Linked DNA regions of Homo sapiens: region 2 is linked to region 1. The links are chromatin contacts, found by Hi-C or POLR2A ChIA-PET in ENCODE. All regions are on one chromosome and are shown on one strand. The core of a region is the stretch at or near the end of the contact, and the rest is flanking DNA. Distances in the headings are between cores, read along the strand shown. Region 1 overlaps SIL1 (SIL1 nucleotide exchange factor). Region 2 overlaps SIL1 (SIL1 nucleotide exchange factor).

The links. A loop is a pair of places that touch in the nucleus more often than their neighbours do. ChIA-PET counts read pairs that join two places held with the same protein, here RNA polymerase II (POLR2A). Pooled maps may share reads with other maps.
Region 2: a loop to region 1 is called in a map with no recorded cell type, with 5 times the contacts of the local background. The contact joins two enhancer-like sites. A Hi-C loop is called at or near these places in 1 of 168 maps with a recorded cell type or tissue (esophagus muscularis mucosa), 8 of 37 single-sample maps with no recorded cell type and 4 of 50 pooled maps. POLR2A ChIA-PET finds 5 or more read pairs at or near these places in 1 of 52 experiments (A549).

The regions. Positions count from the first base shown.
Region 1 is chr5:139,176,867-139,180,413 of GRCh38, forward strand. All of the region lies in intron 1 of SIL1 (SIL1 nucleotide exchange factor), which reads right to left. Among named protein-coding and RNA genes, the nearest start is that of SIL1, 20 kb to the right of the region's middle. Within about 2 kb of position 1,590, at least 26 of the 41 ENCODE cell types and tissues checked have a DNase peak (open chromatin) inside an H3K27ac peak, as active enhancers do.
Region 2 is chr5:139,090,445-139,093,991 of GRCh38, forward strand. The region is part of intron 3 of SIL1 (SIL1 nucleotide exchange factor); the gene reads right to left. Among named protein-coding and RNA genes, the nearest start is that of SIL1, 110 kb to the right of the region's middle. Within about 2 kb of position 1,612, at least 4 of the 41 ENCODE cell types and tissues checked have a DNase peak (open chromatin) inside an H3K27ac peak, as active enhancers do.

The DNA.
Region 1 (3,547 bases), core at 340-2,839:
GCAGGAAAGCAAAGTAAATAGTCCAAGGTCACATAGCTTCCAAGTGGAGAAGCTGAGATTCTTTTTTTTTTTTTTTTTTTTTTTGAGACAGAGTCTCACTCTGTCGCCCAGGCTGGAGTGCAGTGACGCAAGCTTCGCTCACTGCAAGCTCCGCTTTCTGGGTTCATGCCATTCTCCTGCCTCAGCCTCCCGAGTAGCTGGAACTACAGGCGCCCGCCACCACAGCCGGCTAATTTTTTGTATTTTTAGTAGAGATGGGGTTTCACCATGTTAGCCGGGATGGTCTCGATCTCCTGACCTTGTGATCCACCTGCCTTGGCCTCCCAAAGTGCTGGGATTATAGGCGTGAGCCACCACGCCTGGCCTTTATTTTATTTATTTATTTATTTATTTATTTGAGACTGGCTCTGTCACCCAGGCTGGAGTGCAGTGGCACCATCTCGGCTCACTGCAACCTCCGCCTCCTGCTTTCAAGCGATTCTGCTATCTCAGCCTCCTGAGTAGCTGGGATTACAGGCACACACCACCGTGCCTGGCTAATTTTTGTATTTTTAGTAGAGATGAGGTTTCATCATGTTGGTCAGGCTGGTTTCGAATTCCTGATCTCGTGATCCACCTGCCTTGGCCTCCCAAAATGCTGGGATTACAGGCATGAGCCACCGCGCCCAGCCGAGAAGCTGAGATTCTAACTAAAGTCAGCCCCAGTCCAAGGGCCAAGCTCCTAACCACTATGCAGCATGGCCTTCCAGATGAATAAGTGAAAGGAGTAGTGGGCAAGGCCACAGTATCACTAAAGAGTCTGGTCTAGGGTCTATACCCGCCCACCATGCACTTAACACTTGGTCTGGCAGCACGTAACTCTGACCCAGTTTTCTTTATACCACAGGCAACTCCTAAACCTCAGTTTTCCTGGACACACAGTGGGAGGAACAACTCCAGCCCATTTCTGGCCCTCCAGACATTGGTTGCTGCCAAGAGAGAACATGTGCACATCTACATCAACCAGAACTGAATGTTACACAAACCACAGGTGCTGGCTTTGCTAACTTGGCACATCACATCTCTGGGAGTTGCCAGTGTCAGTGGCTTAAGTGGTCTAAGGTGAAGGGGGTAGCCCTTACCCAGTAGTGACAGCCAAGAGAGGGATGGTGACACAGCAGGTTACAAAGGACTCTGTAGCTGTCAGCCGTTAACATGTGACAAGCCTGAAACCTCCAGGCCTTTTTCTGTGCAGATGGAAAGATGCCAAGTGCTGGCACCCTGGGCCACCATGTCTGCTGAGTGGCCAGGTGCCCCAACAACACACTGACTACTGGCACTGAGAGAGCACATGAATCAGGAGGAACAAGGCCACACTAAAGGAGATTAGTCTCAAGATTGCCATTTAGCTGACTGAAGGAAAACAACCTATTACAGTAATGTTCCTTTTCTGATCTTCATTTTCACTCCCTCAACAAAATCCATCCAGTGTCCAAAAGGGTGCTGCTCATTTGCAAATCCAAAACCACCAAAACCACCACCAACTCTCCAAAGGCTTCCCCTGTTCTCCAGGTAAATATGAAATGCCATGCCACAGCTGACAAGGCCTGCCCTCACCAACCCCTCCAACCTCAGCTGGCTCCTCTCACTCTCTGTGCTCCAACCATACTTTCAGTTCCTCATAAAACTCCCCACCCACTGCCTGCTTCCAGAGCCTTTGCAAATCCAGGCCCTCAGCCTGAAATTTTCCTCAACGTCCTGTCACTCTGCTTGGTAAATACTTGTTTGGTCTTCACAATATTTACTCGAACATCACTTCCTCAAAGAAGCCTTCTATGATACCCTCTTAGCCCTAGGACCAAGTCAAATCCCTCTCAGATGTTCTTAACTCTTTCTTTCAATACACTTATTCCAAGTGTAATTTTACTAACTTTGACATATTCATCAGTACACTCTAAGCTGGAACCCTATCTGACACTGTATCTCAGGGCCTAACAGTCTCTGGAATGTAACAGATGTTTTATATACATTTGTTGACTGAAAAAATAAAATTTCAGAGAGAAGGAAAACGAAGCTGTATCCAAATCAAAGAGTTCTACTTAGAGCTGTTCTCCTCCCTACATGACCTTAAGCCAAACAATTCTCTCCCCTTCCCCCTTTCTCTCCCAAATTTCTTACAGAAGTTACTTTCTGTCCTGACATTCTTTAAGCTGGTGGTAGCCATAGTGATAAGCTGGCCTACAGCCAGAAACAGTCTAAAAAGATATCACCTTGTCTGAGTGCTCCAGGCTTCCAAAATAAAAGTTCCCAGCACAGGCCCAGGCAGGCACAAACACAAAAGCCTTTCCCCAGTAAAGACACTGAACCAAACAACCAGGACCCCCTGAAAGAAATGAGTAATCCCCAGGGCAGACAGTGCCCCCCGAGTGACCCACCCAAAGAAAGAAGGGAGGGGAGGCAAGGCTACAGGGGCAGAAGCAGGCATTCTGTGCCCTGATGAGATTTTAAACCCTCTTTTACTCCTTGGATGAAGCAGAGATGTGCCCAAACACTAAATATCAAAGTCGCTCCTGATGAGGCAGCTTCAGAGGAGGTCCACAGATTGTGGCTCAGAAAAGCAATATCAGCAACTAAAGAAGTTCACATAAAGCTCTAATTAAGGCCATTTTCCCTCTACAGAAGCAGGAGGATCTTCTCCTTACCCTTCTCTTATGTAGGGTAGGCAGGTAGGGGGTGGCAGGAAGGGAGGCAGAAGTATTTTTTGAGCACCACTTAGTGCCAGGCATAGTGACAGGTACTTTATAGACAGGGCTATTAATAAAAAACAAATGGGAAATGAATAAGCACATACACAGATAGGTAGCTGATGCTCAGCGAGGTTAAGCAACTTGTCCAACTATTGAATGGTAAGGTCAAGGGTCACACCCACAGCCAGATGTGGTGGCTCATACCTATAATCCCAACACTTCAGAAGGCAGAGGAGGGAGGATCACTTGAAACCAGGAGTTCAAAACCAGCCTGAGCAACACAGCAAGATCCCATCTCTACAAAAAATTAAAAGATTAGCCAGGTGTGGTGGCACATGACTGTAGTCCCACTACTAGGGAGGCTGAGGTGGGAGGATCTCTTGACCTCAGGAAGTCGAGGCTGCAGTGAGCCAAGACTGTGCCACTGCATTCCAGCCAGGGCAACAGAGCAAGACCCTGTCTCTTTAAAAAAAAAAAAAAAAAAAAGTTGGCCAGGCACGGTGGCTCATGCTTGTAATCCCAGCACTTTGGGAGACCGAGGTGGGTGGATCACTTGAGGCCAGGCGTTCGAGACCCAGGAGTTCAAGACCAGCCTGACCAACATGGGGAAACCTCATCTCTACTAAAAACACAAAAAAATTAGCCAGGCATAGTGGTGTGCACCTGTAATCCCAGCTACTTGGGACGCTGAAGCAGGAGAATCACATGAAACCAGGAGGTGAAGATTGCAGTGAGCCGAGATCACGCCATTGCAATCCAGCCTGGGCAACAAGAGCAAAACTCCATCTCAAAAAAAAAAAAAAAAAAAAAAAAATCATACC
Region 2 (3,547 bases), core at 362-2,861, 86 kb before region 1:
ACCTACTGGATAATAAAACATATTGCAAAACCTCTACAATTAAAATGGTTTGATACTGGTGCATGAATAGACAGAATTACCAATGAAGCAGAAAAGAACATTCAAAAACAGACCCAACTGCACACAGAAATTTAATATACAGTAAGAGCAGCATCTCAAATCTATAGGGAAAGCACTTTCTTTTTTAGACAGGGTCTCGCTCTGTCGGCCAGGCTGGAGTGCAGTAGTATGATCACTGCAACCTCAAACTCTTGGGCCCAAGCGATTCTCCCACCTCAGCTTCTGGAGTAGCTAGGACTACAGGCACGCACCACTACACCTGGCTAATTTTTTTTCTTTTTTGTAGAGACAGGATCTCTCTCTGTTGCCCAGACTGGTCTCAAATACCTGGCTTCAATCCATCTGCCCACCTCAGCCTCCCAAAGGGCCGGGATTGTAACAGGAGTGAGCCACTGCACCTGGCCAAGTCAAACTTTTTAATAAGCAGTGTTGGGATAACTCAACAGACATACTGAAAAAGGTAAAAATTAACCCCATGTCTTATGCCTACATGTCAAGATAAATTCCAAACAAATTAAATCTTTAAATATACAAAATGAAAACATATAAGTACCAAAAGAAAGCATAGGTCAACTACTCTATAATCTGGGAGTAGTAAATAATAACTTTCCTAATTATAAGTTGGTGGCAACAACTTGTTGAAAGTAAATAACTTTCCTAATTATAATTCAAAATCCAAAAGAAATCACAAAAATATTAATTTGATTATGCAAAAATAAAAAGTTTTATAAAAAATAAAAATGCATGGAAAAATATCATAAGCAAAAAAGACAAATGTCAAACTAGGTAAAGTATCTGCAATTTAATATCATAGAGTGTTAATATCCCCAATATATAAAAAACTTTTAAAAAATAAGGAGAAAAAGACCAAAAACACAATAGAAAAAAAAGACTACAGATATAAACAGGCAGGTCACAGAAAAAGAAATACAATGCTATTTGACTCTATGAAAAGATGTTCAACTTTGCTCATCACATGACAAAGATAAAATAAAACTACAGTAGAAAACTGCTTTCCACCTATTAGGTTGTAAGTACTTTGCAGGCGAGACTAGGGAAATGAAATTTGCATATACAGCCCCTATAAAGGGGAATTTGACAACATCTAATAAAATTATAACTGCATTTACCCTCTGACCCAGAAGTCTGACTTCTAGGAAGTGACTGCAAAGATATGTTGGCAATAACCTGGATGAGCCTGGAAGTAGATTCTTTTCCAGAGCCACCAGAAAGGGACACAGGCTGGCCAACACCCTGGTTTCAGGCTGTGAGACCCTGAACAGAAGACTCGGCTAACCAGGACCTAGATTTCTGACCTACATCAACTATGAAATAATAAATGAGACGGTGTTTGAAGCCACTAAGTTGGTGGCAATTTGTTTCACAGCTGTAATTTGCAATACAGCCCTGCAGATGGGGGAAAGGGTTCACACCAAGGCTGGAAATGGGAGTAAGTGGACTGTGTGAGATCTTAGGCCATCTAGTTTGGCTGAAACAGCAGACAGGCAGAGCTAAGGACTTAGAATAGCTGAGGTTCTTGAGGCCAGCCCTCCTTGCCTGACCATCCAACGGGAGTATGGGAGCAGGAGGTGAAGAAAAAGGTCAAGGAGGGGAAACCCCTGGCAGGCTGCATCGCTGGTACTGATAAAAAGCATATGATCACTAAGACTTCAGATTTACCCTAAAGAATCTATAAGTACTTCTGTTTCTTCTACTTTCCCTTCTCCCTCTAGGCCTCCCCTCCCTTCTTTCTTGGACACTCAGACTTTAAACTGGATGACCTTGAAAAAGGTAGGAAAAAAATTTTAACAAAAAGGGAGCCCATTATTTGGTAGAAATTTCTCCTTTGTAAGTTTTCCTTTTATATAAGTCTATTTCTGTAGATAAATTGAACCCAACTGTGATATTTAAATCGTTTTAAGAAAGTACATTCTGTTTTACTTGCAAAAAGAGGGGACCCTTGGCCTCTTCCTTGAGACAGGCGAAATGGAAGGGGATGCAAGATACCCTGCTTATTTATCTCCAAAAGAAATCTATAGCCCCAAGCCCAGCCCAATTTTTGTGCCCAGCAGGAACAGGCCTTTGTTCAGAGAACACCACAGGTATGATGGGCACCACACCAAAAACAGAAAGCAGAACCGCTACATCTTTGGGCTCAAGACAACGGGAACATGAAAACAACAGGAGATGGAGAGTGCCAGGCACAAGGGAAATACCTTTTATCTTACATTTTGTTGCTCCTAATGACCTTGTTCAGGCCTCAAATCAGTATGACTTCATTCTTTGGGAAGTATATTCTATGGAAGCTTTAAAATATATTATGAGGTTGCTATGGTTTAAATGTGGCCTCCAAAGTTCATGTGTTGGAAACTTAATCCTGAATGTGACAATGTTGAAAGAGGTGATTAGGTCATGAGGGCTTTGCCCTCATGAATGATTAATGTCACTATCACAGGAGTGGGTAAGTTTTCGCAAGAGTAGTTTATTAAAAAAGCAAGTCCAGCTGGGTGCAGTGGTGTGCCCCTATAGTCCTAGCTTCCCAACTACATGGAAGGCTGAAACGCGAGGACTTGCTTGAGCCCAGGAGTCCAGCCCAGGCAACATAGCAACACTCCGTCTCTTTTGTTCCCCCCCACAAAAGGCAAGTTCAGCCCCATTCTGCTCTCTCTCCAGCACCTGCTCTGTCACCACATGATGCCTTTGGCCACGTATGCCACAGCAACTAGGCCCACAACAGATGCAGCTCCTCAAACTTGGATATCCCAGTCTCTAGAATTGTAAGAAATAAATCTATGCTCTTTAGAAATTACCCAGTCTCAATTATTCTGTTACAGCAGCATAAAATGTACTAAGACAGAGATAAATCAAGTTCTAACACAGGGAGACAGGTGTTATTGAACAGGTGCCGTCCACAATCCTTCAGAGCGCAGTTAGCTCCATCTCTCTTCCCACACTAACCCAGTCCGTGTGTGTGAAAAGGTAATAACCTGACACAATCTCCATACCCTGGCCATTGCGCTGAGGATAGAAGAGATTGGTTCTTCTCCGTGATGGTTAATGGAGGTCTTCAAAACTCTTTCAATCCCTTACCCATTACATTTTTCTAAGGTACTTTTAAATCCTTTCAACTCTGTATCTACAACACACTGTGTGAGGTAAATTTTCTTTCATTTGTCCCAAATTTAATTCCCTTGGGATCACATGATGTCAGGCTCTACTGAACAGGATTTGTTGAACCAGTCCACATTCCCACTATCTTTACCCTATAAATTTTCAGTGCATGGCAAAGAGAAGCTCAATACATACTGTGAGTAGATGAATTTTCCTTCTCTGGCTTTACTCCACATCAAAAAGTCCCATGCTTTCCCCCACTGTCTTCAAATCCACACATACTCCACATCTGTCATGGGCTGAACTAGAATCAGAAATAAGTGTTCCTCCTCTCAGGAAGCCAGTCCTGGATCATGTTTCAGGTTTAAACATGAAA